Linked DNA regions of Homo sapiens: region 1 is linked to region 2. Evidence: read pairs that join two places in POLR2A ChIA-PET (ENCODE). Cell type or tissue: HepG2. All regions are shown on one strand. Links, peaks and the distances in the headings refer to the core of each region. The heading gives the core; the rest is flanking DNA.

What was found. Peaks named below come from ENCODE experiments on the same cell type or tissue, not always from the same donor. Only the 100,000 strongest peaks of a DNase experiment are listed, where the experiment ranks them.
Region 1: POLR2A ChIA-PET joins it to region 2 with 5 read pairs; 7 of 35 experiments call an interaction of 5 or more read pairs at or near these places.

What each region holds. Positions count from the first base shown.
Region 1 is chr9:137,269,323-137,279,000 of GRCh38, forward strand. TOR4A (torsin family 4 member A) reads left to right here and starts at 8,404. Exons shown (of 2, transcript NM_017723.3): 1 at 8,404-8,585; 2 at 9,331-9,678. The coding sequence starts at 9,368. It overlaps NELFB (negative elongation factor complex member B), which reads left to right. Exons shown (of 13, transcript NM_015456.5): 11 at 2,759-2,900; 12 at 3,185-3,293; 13 at 3,460-4,220. The coding sequence ends at 3,606. RefSeq lists enhancers at 1,923-2,422, 5,484-5,663 and silencers at 8,305-8,624, 8,905-8,964. In HepG2, for the core only: a CTCF peak has its summit at 8,435; DNase peaks (open chromatin) are centred at 7,759 and 8,389; H3K4me3 peaks cover 2,500 bases.
Region 2 is chr9:137,161,829-137,164,328 of GRCh38, forward strand. GRIN1 (glutamate ionotropic receptor NMDA type subunit 1) reads left to right here. Exons shown (of 20, transcript NM_007327.4): 11 at 96-260; 12 at 344-462; 13 at 576-688; 14 at 763-911; 15 at 1,018-1,175; 16 at 1,341-1,502; 17 at 1,731-1,840; 18 at 1,931-2,076. Among named protein-coding and RNA genes, the nearest start is that of MIR3621, 6.2 kb to the right of the region's middle. RefSeq lists an enhancer at 959-1,458. In HepG2, for the core only: a CTCF peak has its summit at 1,091 (motif pointing right); no DNase peak of the experiment used is centred there; H3K4me3 peaks cover 431 bases; H3K27me3 peaks cover 2,055 bases.

The sequences.
Region 1 (9,678 bases), core at 6,895-9,394, 110 kb after region 2:
GGTGCCAACACTGCCGCTCCTTCTGGAGGCTCAGGGAGGCTCTTGAGGGCATTGGGACATCGTGCTGCCGGCCGCCGGGCAGAGCCGGTTTGTTTATTTTTTGAGACTTCCGGGAACATAGTTATAAATAACTTTAATTTGCCTTGGCCTGCCCACTGCAGTACAGTCACGTGTCACATAACATTCTGTCTACCGTGGACCACATATACGACCACGCGGTCACATAAGCTGACAATACTGTATTTTTACTCCACTTTCTCTATTTAGATACACAGTTGCCATTGTGTCCCAGCAGCCTTCAGTACTCAGTACAGCCATGTGCTGTGCAGGTGTCTAGCTCAGGGGCATGAGGCCATGGCCCAGCCCAGTGTGCAGTGGGTGGCACCTTCTGGATTTGTGTCAGTCACTGTGGAGTTCGCACAATGACAGACTCACCTGGGAGGCCTTCCGTGCGCTTCTGTTTCTTTCTCTCATTTGATTGTGGCTAGAAACAGGCTGGGAACCAGGAGTGCAGCTTCTCGGAGTACGTGGCTGCCCCACGGGGTGGGATGTGCATTTTCAGTCACATTTGGGGAGAGCACGCGTGTTCTTAAGTTTTTAGCGGGTTCTAGTAAGAATGGATGTTGATTTTTAGAATTCTCTCCTGTTTATTTTTTAACATTTTGTGGTGGGAATTTGTGAAAGAATACGAAGTCAAGAGCATGGTACGGTGAGGACCCAGCACCATCTCCAACCTCCCCGGGGTCCACGTGGGGTCTGCGTGTGGCCGCCTGTCCCTCAGCACGATGTCTGGGTGTAAATCTGAGACATCACAGCATGCAGGCTGCAGACGTAGGCATCTCTACAAAAGAAGGATGCGTTTACAGGAGAATCGCTTGAACCTGGGAGGCAGAGGTTGCAGTGAATCGAGATCACGGCACTGCCCTCCAGCCTGGGCGACAAAGCCAGACTCCGTCTCAAAAAAAAAAAAAAAAAAAAGGGCGGGGAGCCGGGCTTGGTGGCTCATGCCTGTAATCCTAGCACTTTGGGAGGCCAAGGCGGGTGGATCACCTGAGGTCAGGAGTTCCAGACCAGCCTGGCCAACATGGTGGAATCCCATCTCTATTAAAAATACAGAAATTAGCCGCGTGTGTGACGCATGCCTGTAGTCCCAGCTACTCGGGAGGGTGAGGCAGGAGAATCGCTTGAACCCAGGAGGCAGAGGTTGCAGTGAGCCGAGATTGCACCACTGCACTCCAGCCTGGGTGACAGAGCGAGACTCCGTCTCAAAAAAAACAAATAAAAAATAAGACTGTCTTTAAATGCCTTTAAAAAACTGGCCAGGCATGGTGGCTCACCTTGTAATCCCAGCGCTTTGGGAGGCCGAGGCGGGCGGATCACCTGAGGTCAGGAGTTCCAGACCAGCCTGGCCAATGTGGCGAAACCCCATCTCTACTAAAAATAGAAAAATTAGCCCGGCGCGGTGGCGCACGCGTGTAATCCCAGCTGAGGGAGGCTGAGGCAGAAGGATCGCTTGAACCCGGGAGGTGGAGGTTGCAGTGAGCTGAGATTGCACCGCTGCACTCCAGCCTGGCTAACAGAGTGAGACTCTTCTCAAAAAAAATAAAAACCAGTGACCACGGACCACGGGCCACTGTCACATCTGAGCCAGGTTCACTGCCGCTCCTCTGCCGACTGACTGCCTGACAGTGGCTGCGCTTCTCCAGGTGTCTCCTGCCTGCTGTGTGGACGGTCCCGTCAGGGTTGGGATGCGCCTGCTGTCCCCTCTCCTGTCTCGCAGTCTTGGGTTCCCCGGAGTTGCAGGAATCAGGGCATTTGCCCAGTGGGGCCTTGCTGCTGGATCCCCTGGTCGGGACTGTGTGCCTGCCACGTGTCCCGTGGCCACCTGGCCATGTGGCCGGCCAAGGCCCTGTGAGATGTGGCAGGCAGGCACCTCGGGGGCCTGGGTCTCCTGGAAATGTTTCTGTCACTCTGGGCGCAGGTGGCGCCAGCTGGGTTGTCCTCATAAAGGCCCCATCCGGGATACTAGGAAGGCCATCCTCAACCTGTCCGCACACGTCACCTCCATGTGGCCTGGCCACAGCTCCTTCAGGCATCAGTCTGCAGGCGGCCGCCCTCCCTCCCTGCAGGGGCCCCGTTTGGGGCGTTGTGCTGGCTCTTGGCAAATGTCTGCCAACACCGTGGCTTCTGTGCTGTGGTCGCACGTGAGGCGTCTGTGGGCACGAATGCTGTCTTTGTTGTGTTTTGGTGTCTGGCTTCAGAAAAGAATGTGGAAGAGTTTCGTTCTCTTTCCTGTGGTTCAGTGTAGCTGGCAGTCAGGGAGAACTCTCTGCAGCTGGCGCCGGCCCTGTATTTGTTAGGCTTGTTTCTCCTGGGCTCGGCTGCTGGGCAAGGCCTTTTGGGACTGGAGGAGCACCTCGTTTTTCTGTCTCCTTCTTCCTCCACCCTCCTCCTGTCCCCGGGCTGTCTCCCCCTCCCTCCACCCTCCTCCTGTCCCTGGGCTGTCTCCCCCTCCCTCCACCCTCCTGTCCCTGGGCTGCAGCTCTGCTTCCCTGCCACAGGTCCCACCCCCTGCCTGCCTCTGTCCACTTCCCACCCCCCTCTTCACCTGCTGAGACCCTGTGCTTCTCATCTCAGAACAACTGAGAACTCTCATGTGAGCACCCCCAGAAGTAGGTTCTGAGGTCTTTGAGGACAAGGGTGCCCTCTGGGGTGGGCAGGGTGAGTGGCACTGGGCTGATGCCTGCTGTGTCTGCAGTGGAGACCTTTGGCGACTTGGCCTTTGGCGACATCTTCCTCCACCTGCTCACGGGCAACCTTGCGCTGCTGGCCGACGAATTTGCCCTTGAGGACTTCTGCAGCAGCCTCTTCGATGGCTTCTTCCTCACCGCCTCTCCAAGGTAGGCCTGCTGGGTACCATCCGGCCCGCTCTGTCCTCTCAGCTCTTGTCCGTAGCAGCCTGAGAGGTGGCTGCTGTCCCCAGCCTGGGGCGGAGGGTCCGCAGGTGGGTCTGTTGGGCACCAGGGCTCGCATGTGGCCCTGCAGGGTGCCTGGGCACAGCTGGGGAGGGTCCCAAAGGCTGGCCATGTCCTGTCTCCAGGGGCCTTGGCCACCTGCATCTGGGCTGGGCCTGGGCAGACAGCAGGGCCTGCCTCCTGCCCCAGCCCTGCACGGCCTTTTCCAGGAAGGAGAACGTGCACCGGCACGCGCTGCGGCTCCTCATTCACCTGCACCCCAGGGTGGCCCCGTCTAAGCTGGAGGCGTTGCAGAAGGCCCTGGAGCCTACAGGCCAGGTGGGTGCCCGGGGGGGCTGCATCTGAAGGCACCTGGTCCCTACCAGCCCGTGTGTGCTTGCCAAGCTGCCCTTGTGGTGCTTGTGTGTGGTCGGTGGGCACCCACCCCTGTGCCCCCTGGGCCTGCCCATGCGCCTCGCCTGCCCCATGGTGTGGTTCCCCGCAGAGCGGAGAGGCAGTGAAGGAGCTTTACTCCCAGCTCGGCGAGAAGCTGGAACAGCTGGATCACCGGAAGCCCAGCCCGGCACAGGCTGCGGAGACGCCGGCCCTGGAGCTGCCCCTCCCCAGCGTGCCCGCCCCTGCCCCGCTCTGAGGGCCCTCCAGACCTGCTCGGGTGCTGGGGCCATGCCGAGTCGCGGCCCTGCTCAGCCGGAAGAGGCTCCCGGACCTGGATGTACAGGGCAGTCTCTCTTCCCGGGGCTATGGCTGGGCCTGTCCTGCCGTCATGGCCCCCTGCTTCCTGCTCCTTGGAGCTGGCTCCCGGACCTTGCCCACCATCCATGCAGTGGCTCCCAGGGCAGAGCCTCTCCTTGTACTTTGGCAGCCATAGAAAGCGTGCTCATTTTCTGTTTTCCTGTGTTAGGAAAAAACCACCTGTTTTCCAAGGGGAGAGGGCGGGGCCTGAGGGTGGGGGCGGGGCCTCTTCATTGGCCCAGCTTGGCGAAAGCGAGGCACACTGCTTACTGCCTTGGGGTTGTGGAGATGGACCCGTGACCTCGTGGAGGCCGTGTGGGGGCAGCAGCCTGGCCTGTGCCATGGTGGGTGTCCTGGGGCCTGTGCGGAGGGAGCCACCTCACCCTGCAGCCCAGTTTGCAGGTGTGGCCTTGTTTCTCCTTGCCCAGCAGTGCTGCCTTCAGCGGCCGTGACGGGGCCAGCTGGACACACGGTGAGATTTTCTCGTATGTAAATAAAAGGCATTTTGGTAAACGTGGAGGCTGAGATGTCTCTGTGCCTGCCCTGAGGTTGGATGTAGCTCAGATGGACACAGGCATTTGTGCTATGGAGCCAATACTTGGGGCTTTGTGGGCCACAGCCTCTCTGGACTGCTCAGCCCTGTCTGTGACCAGCAGCTGGGGACGATATAATAATTTCTGGGGGAGGTTGATATAATAATTTCTGGGGGAGGTTGATAAAATTTCTGGGGGAGGATATAATAATTTCTGGGGGAGGTTGATATAATTTCTGGGGGAGGATGATATAATAATTTCTGAGGGAGGTTGGCAGGAAGCCCTCACCCTCGGGGCTTTGGTGCCCCTAAGACGCAGATCAGCTGCTTTGTTTTTGTCCTGCGATTCCAGGGGGCACCTCTCACCTCCTGGTGCACACCAGGGACAGGAGCCCTGGAGGCCCAGGATGTGCCATGGGTCACAGGCACAGAGCCAGGGCCATTTCCAGCAGATGAGACCTCAAAGCCGGGCAGCAGTTCATAGCATGCAGGGGCGATGGCCCGGCTGCCAGGTGTCACTGTCCTTGGCTCGCAGCATGCAGGGGCGATAGCCTGGCTGCCAGGTGTCACCGTGTCCTCAGAGACGCCTGTTGGCGAGCTCGCCTCCCTGGAGTGTGAGGCCACAGCTGAGCAGGTTGGGACCTGTTGGGTGAGACAAGCCCATGGTGCTGGGATCTCGTGGGTATGGGAGTCTCTGAGCTGGTATCCTCTGGGGCAGAGCCAGGGACGCCTGGGACTCTGTTGCACCTGTGCATGGGGCTTGTGGTCTACACTGGGAGATCTGTGCCTCAGTTTATTGTGGTCTACACTGCCGGATCCATGCCTCAGTTTATCCAGTCATGTCTCTCCAAGAGCCCCAGGGCAGGCGGAGAAGTCCCAGCCTGAGGGCTTTGGTTGGGAGCTGGGGACCCAGGTGAGGCTGGGTGTCTGGGGCTGGCCTGGCTGGTGGGTGGAGGGCGCAGGTTCTGGGTAGGTGTGAGCAGCAGAGGAGTCTTGGAGGGTCCAGGGCTCTGAACCTGCCCAGGTGGGCTGTGACGGGAAGATGAAGGGCTTGTCTGACAGGCACATGCAATGGGTTTGGGGCTGTGGAGCTCAGAAGAGACTGGGGCCAGGTTGTGGATCTGGATGCTGTCATAGGGAGTGGTGTTTGAGCTACTGACTGGGCCAGATCAGCCCAGGTGAGGGAGAGCAGCCGTGTGCTCTGGGCGGGCCTTCCTGGCCAGCTGGGGCGGGGGGGTGGCAGCTGGCAGCAGATTGGGTGCCCCACAGCCCAGGGAGGAGGGGCTGAGGAACAGTGCTTTGGAGGGAGAGCTGAGGAAGCAGGAGAGGCCTGGAGACCCAGCTGAGAGGCACTAAGGAGTGGGATGAAGGTCAGTTCCGGCCAGGAGTGCGTGCTTTTTTTGCTTTTTTTTTTTGAGATGGAGTCTCGCTCTGTCGCCCGGTCTGGAGTGCAATGGCGCAATCTTGGCTCACTGCAAGCTCCGCCTCCCGGGTTCACACCATTCTCCTGCCTCAGCGCCCCCCCCACCCCAGCATCTGGGACTACAGGCACATGCCGCCACGCCCGGCTAATTTTTGTATTTTTAGTAGAGACGGGGTTTCACTGTGTTAGCCAGGATGGTCTCGATCTTCTGACCTTGTGATCCACCTGCTTCGGCCTCCCAAAGTGCTGAGATTACAGGCGTGAGCCACCGCGCCCGGCCTGGTTTTTTTTTAAAGATAGAAGAAATAGATGTTTCTGGGCTGATGGGAATGACCCAGTAGGGTGAGGAGTGGAGGATGGTCCAGGGGCTGGGCTGTCACTGAATGAGCAGGTGGCCGGGGTCTCAGCACAGCAGGGGTGTCCTCAGAGGAGGGCTGATGGGCGCAGATGCTGGGGTGACGGCTGAGGAGACACTGGGAGTCCACTGCTGCTGCCTCCCATTTTCTCAGGTCTTGGGCTAGGAGGCAGGATAGGGGGAAGTGGCAGGGGAGAGGACGAGTAGAGGACTTGACTGTAGGAGGAATGGTCAGTGAGTGGACCCGGGTGCCTGGTTTGGTCACTGGGCAGCGGGCGCGTCCTGTCCAGGGCGCCTGCAGGGGGTGCCAGGCCTACGGGTGGGGAGTGAAGGACAGAGAGTGAGGAGCCCGTGGGTGAGGGACTGGTGAGGTGGAGGGTGTGAATTGCAAGGACTGGGATGGGACCGTGCGTGGACGGCTGAGCCTCGGGGGCGCATGGTTACTGTAGCGAAAGCCTTTAGGGGCAGAAAGAGCAGAGCTGCCTGAGCGACTGGGTGTGGACGCTGCTGGGAAGTTAGGGAGAAGGACTTGGTAGGGGAGGACCGAGGGCCCAGGCACGGGAGGCATCGTCTGGTGAAGTGAAACCTATGGGGAATTTGGGAGGAGAAGTGGGGAGGCTGCCCACGGTTTGGGGAAAACAACCTTGCTGGCAAGGGCTGGGGGAAGCAGTGAGGGTGAAGTCCTTTCAGAGGCTGAGAACATGTACTGTGTTTGTGGGTGATGGACATGAATTCTGGGCGCAGCGGCAGGGCTGGGTTGGGTAGGGAGGCGGGAGGGGAGGCCTCCTGGAATGGGAATGGGTGTGATTGGGGGTGGCCCTGGGTATCACAGGAGATGGTGATGGCCCTGGGAGCTGGGGTTCTGGGGCTCCCTTCACCCCTGTAGATGGGAGAAAGTGCAGGGGGTGAGGCCTTGGCCCAGGCCTCAGATTCACCTTTGACCCATAGGGCCAGGTCTTGGGGCACCCCTTGAGCGAGTCCCTTTCCTGCAGAGGGCTCTGGCCTGAGGATTTGCTGGGCCAGCCTCTGGCAGAAGCAGCTCCAGCCCTGGGTGCACTTGGAGGCAGGGCAGAGGCTTTGCTGCAGGTTTTCCAGGGCTCGGTCAGCCTGCATCTGCCCGAGGGCCTCCCCTCCAGGGTCCTCTCTGTGTCAGAAGAAGCACCGAGACTCAAAGCCTGAGGCCCCCAAAGGACCCCAACCTCCGTGCTGGGGCCACGGGGCCTGGACAGCCAACCTCCTTCCGCTCTGGTCCCACAGAGGCCGGGGAGTGGGCCCAAAGAGCACCAGCATTCCACCTGGTGTGTGCGGCCCCCGCGGCCTCGACAATTGGGGATCCGGGCCCCCGAGCACCCCTTGCACAGGGGAGGGGAGCCCTAGGCCTGGCTCCTGGAGGGGAGCGTGATAGTCCGGTGGACCCCATACCCTGGAGAGAATGGAAACCCCCAACCCACGACCGGTTTCCCTGATGGAGCCTGTCTGGTTGGGTGCAGTGTGTGAGGAATATACAGCTGGAACCATCAGGCCCGGGCTGGCTGTTGGGAGGAGTGGGGCGTCCCTGGGACTGCGGGGTCCTGAGCTGAATGCCAGCAGCACTGGTGTGGCTGGAGCGGCCACCTTGCCCCTCCTTGGAAGGCGGCTTCCAGGCTGGGCCAGGGTAGGAGGAGTCCAGGGTCCTTTAGGCAGGCCGGCAGGGGGAAGGGCCCAGAGCTCCAGCTCCTGGCTCCCGGCCCAAGTTGTTTCTAAATTTGTTCCCCAACCCCCACAGGGACCCTGAGCCGCACGTGGTTTTTTCCGTGATAGAACTTCCGTCTGTGTGTGCTGGCCTGTCCTGGGCAGGGGGCTCCAGGCTGGGGACGGAGGAAGGGGGAAAGGAAAGACAATGAGCCCACTTTGGGGGGCCCCCGATTGGGGTCAGGAGGGGAATGAAAAAGCGGGGAGAGGAGTAATAAGAGAGGGATTGGGGGTATGCAGCTCGGCAGAGGACCCTGCCCGCCCCCTGTGCTGCTGCCTTGCTCCCGCCTTGCTTACACAGGGCCTGGAGCCCCTCCCCCCAGCTGTAAGCCCTGTGTGTGGGGTGACAGGTGGAAGGGATAACCTGGGGGAGGTGGGGGCCCTGGAGGACAGGCTGAGGTGCAGGAGCCCAGGGTGGGGGCACAGCATGCAGCAGGGGCCCTCGGCCTCACCAGGTGTCCTGAGCCTGACCAAGCCAGGAGGGCTCTGAGCGCTAGAGAACTGAAGCGGGAATGTGACCTCCGGCCAGGGGATCTGGGCAAGCCGGCCAGGCCTCCCCCCTTTGGCGCCTCCGTCCAGCCCAAGTCCCGCCTGGGCCGCACCCCCTGACTCACTTCCTTTGCATAGAAGCGGAAACCTCCCCAGAGCTTCCTCTACTCCGGCCGGCCGCTCCCTGGGGACCCACAGGTGTCGCTGCCCCTCCAGGCCGAAGCTGGCCCAGGAGGCCCCTGGCCCACCCCCTCGCCCTGGGAGGCGCATTTCCTGCTTGGAGTCTCAGGCCCCAGCGTCTGGCACAGGCAGGGGCCTGCGGAGCTGAGGGCAGTGGACCAGCTGCAGGTAGGGGGTGGGTTGGGGCCCAGGGCCCAGTTCCTGCCAGTCAGTGGCTCTCTTGCTCCGACCGGCCTCTTCTTTCTGTCCATCTTTTCGTTTCACCTCCACTAGTCTCCGGGGGGCTCCCTGCACTGCTCAGCTCGTTCACTGGAGGGGTGTTGGGAGGACCCCAGTTTTGGAGTCGGGGCTGGGAGGCCTGGGTTGAGCCTGGGGACGGGGCCCGGGCCTATTCTCAAAATCATAAGTTCCAGCCAGACCCCCGCCAAGTGTTCTGGAGCGTGTGGGGGCGTCTCTGAACTCCTGGGCGCTCAGGCCTCTGCTTCCCGCGGCCCCTCCTTGGGAGACGGCCCAGTCCAGTGGGAGCCGCGGGCGGGGGCAGGGTCCGGGGGTGACTGTTCACCCCAGTGGGCGCCTGGGCGGCCACTGACTCCTTCGACGACTCCTCCAGGAAGCCGGGGCGGCCACCAGATAAGCCTCTACCCCGCCACTTCCTCAAGGCCCGCGGCCGTTTATGGGAAGACCCGAGAGATTTGCATCGGGGCCCTGCGGAGGGGCGGAGGGGCGGAGGGGCGGAGGGGTCGCTTGCCGGTCTGAGGGGCGAGGCCGCGACCAGGCCCCTGGCCCTGGGGCAGCCCGGGCCGCACCCCACGGGACTCCCAGGGGGTAAGATCACTCCGGGGACCGGTTCCGGCGGCCCGCGGGAAAGGGCAGTGGCGGGAGTCCAGAGACCCTCCCCGTCTTCCCGTTGCAGGGAGGGCGACCTGTATGCGGAGCGCCGTTCCTGCGACATGGACCGCGGCCAGCCCAGCCTGGAGCCTGCTGCCGCGGCCCCCCGAGCCTCGGGCCGGTGCGTGATCGCGCCCGTGCGCGCTGTGCTCCGCCTGCGCCGCCGGGTGTGTGTCCTACGCAAACGGCGCCTCCTGCAGCCGGGTGGGGGGCCCGACGTCGGGACCGGGGCGCCCAGGCCGGGCTGCAGCCCCCGGGCACCGCGCGCGGACCTGGACCAGCCAAAGTTCTTCACCTTCGACAGCCCCGCGGAGCTACCCTCCAGGACGCCACGCAAGAAGCGCCGGCGCAGCCGCCTGGTGCTTTACCCGGA
Region 2 (2,500 bases), core at 1-2,500:
CCCCGGAGTGCTCTAGGGCGGCTTCAGTCGGGGGTACCTGTGGCGGGAGCTGGGAGGACGCTGCCTGCATGCCCGCCGGCTCTGTCGCCTCGCAGGTGAACAACAGCAACAAGAAGGAGTGGAATGGGATGATGGGCGAGCTGCTCAGCGGGCAGGCAGACATGATCGTGGCGCCGCTAACCATAAACAACGAGCGCGCGCAGTACATCGAGTTTTCCAAGCCCTTCAAGTACCAGGGCCTGACTATTCTGGTCAAGAAGGTGGGCAGGGGCCGGGTGGCGGGGTGGCGGCGGGGGGAGTCCCTGGAGGGCCCGGGCCGCGCTGACCTCGCGTCCCTCCGCAGGAGATTCCCCGGAGCACGCTGGACTCGTTCATGCAGCCGTTCCAGAGCACACTGTGGCTGCTGGTGGGGCTGTCGGTGCACGTGGTGGCCGTGATGCTGTACCTGCTGGACCGCTTCAGGTGAGCGCGACCCGGGGCTCAGACACCTCCATCTGCGGGGCGCGGAGCCGGCCAGGGGCGGGGCAGGGCCGCCTCTCCCGCCCTCTCTCCCGCCCGCCCTCTGCGCCCCGCAGCCCCTTCGGCCGGTTCAAGGTGAACAGCGAGGAGGAGGAGGAGGACGCACTGACCCTGTCCTCGGCCATGTGGTTCTCCTGGGGCGTCCTGCTCAACTCCGGCATCGGGGAAGGTAAGGCCCCGCCCGGCCCGCCTGGTCCCGCCTCGGCCCTCTAGGGTCTGACAGAGCCCCCCGCCCGCCCACAGGCGCCCCCAGAAGCTTCTCAGCGCGCATCCTGGGCATGGTGTGGGCCGGCTTTGCCATGATCATCGTGGCCTCCTACACCGCCAACCTGGCGGCCTTCCTGGTGCTGGACCGGCCGGAGGAGCGCATCACGGGCATCAACGACCCTCGGGTGAGGCCTGGCCGGGCTGGGGGAGGGAATGCGAGGTGAGCTGGGGTCGGCCTCGGTTAGGGGCCTGGGGAGCCGCCGCCGCGATCCCTGCCCTCCGACCCTGCAGCTGAGGAACCCCTCGGACAAGTTTATCTACGCCACGGTGAAGCAGAGCTCCGTGGATATCTACTTCCGGCGCCAGGTGGAGCTGAGCACCATGTACCGGCATATGGAGAAGCACAACTACGAGAGTGCGGCGGAGGCCATCCAGGCCGTGAGAGACAAGTGAGGCGCGGGCGGCCACCCTGGCGGGGCGGGACAGGTGCGGGGAGGGGGAGGGTGGCCTCCACCGGGCAGGAGAGCGTCCGGGCCGGGCACCCCGGAGGGCGCGGGCGTGGGGCTTCCAGGCTGGCAGGACCAAGGCCCCCGTGACTCCGCCTCTGCCGGCAGCAAGCTGCATGCCTTCATCTGGGACTCGGCGGTGCTGGAGTTCGAGGCCTCGCAGAAGTGCGACCTGGTGACGACTGGAGAGCTGTTTTTCCGCTCGGGCTTCGGCATAGGCATGCGCAAAGACAGCCCCTGGAAGCAGAACGTCTCCCTGTCCATCCTCAAGTGAGTGTCCGTGCGCCCGCGTCCCTCCTCCGCCCCTCTCCGCCAGAGGTGGACGCCCTCCCCAGTGCCAGACCACTCCGAGGCCACCACTGATTTCCCACCCAGGCCGGGCGCTGCCCACTCCACGCCGCACCCTACCCCGCAGGCCCCGCCCCGGCCCCGCCCCCAGCTTGCTCCTTCCCGTCCTGGGCCCCGCCTCACTGCAGGCTCACTTGTTCCCACCGCCAGGTCCCACGAGAATGGCTTCATGGAAGACCTGGACAAGACGTGGGTTCGGTATCAGGAATGTGACTCGCGCAGCAACGCCCCTGCGACCCTTACTTTTGAGAACATGGCCGGTGCGTTCTCCTTCATCCATTCTCGGGTGGGTTCTCCGTGGGCTGCGGCCTCCCTGGCCAGCAACTGAGGCTCTGGGTCCCGGCACACAGGGGTCTTCATGCTGGTAGCTGGGGGCATCGTGGCCGGGATCTTCCTGATTTTCATCGAGATTGCCTACAAGCGGCACAAGGATGCTCGCCGGAAGCAGATGCAGCTGGCCTTTGCCGCCGTTAACGTGTGGCGGAAGAACCTGCAGGTAGGGCAGGCCACCCTCCGAGGCCTGGTGCCCAGGGCCCGGCCTGGCCACGGCCCTCCTCCATCCCCGAAGGCCGTGGCACTGGCTCTGGCTCTGGTGGGCAGGACTGGAGCTAGGAGCCATGGCCAGGGGCAGTGGTGAGTGCTCCCAGGGCACGGGGGCAGCACCGGTGGGGGGCTGCCTGCAGGTGGCTGCCCACTGCAAAGCCGGGGCCGAGGGAGGCCACGCACCCTGCTCCAAGCCTCCGCCTGGCCCCTCTGTCTCCAGAGTCGCCCGCCGGTACCCATTCCATAGGAAGGCAATCAGGCAGGGTAAGACAGGGGCCCGCCTGTGTATGGCACGTGAGTCCAAGATGCATTTTGCCCTCCGCCGACCCAAGCCCCTTGACACCCTTCGGAGACCCCCCCCTTTCCTGCTATGTCCT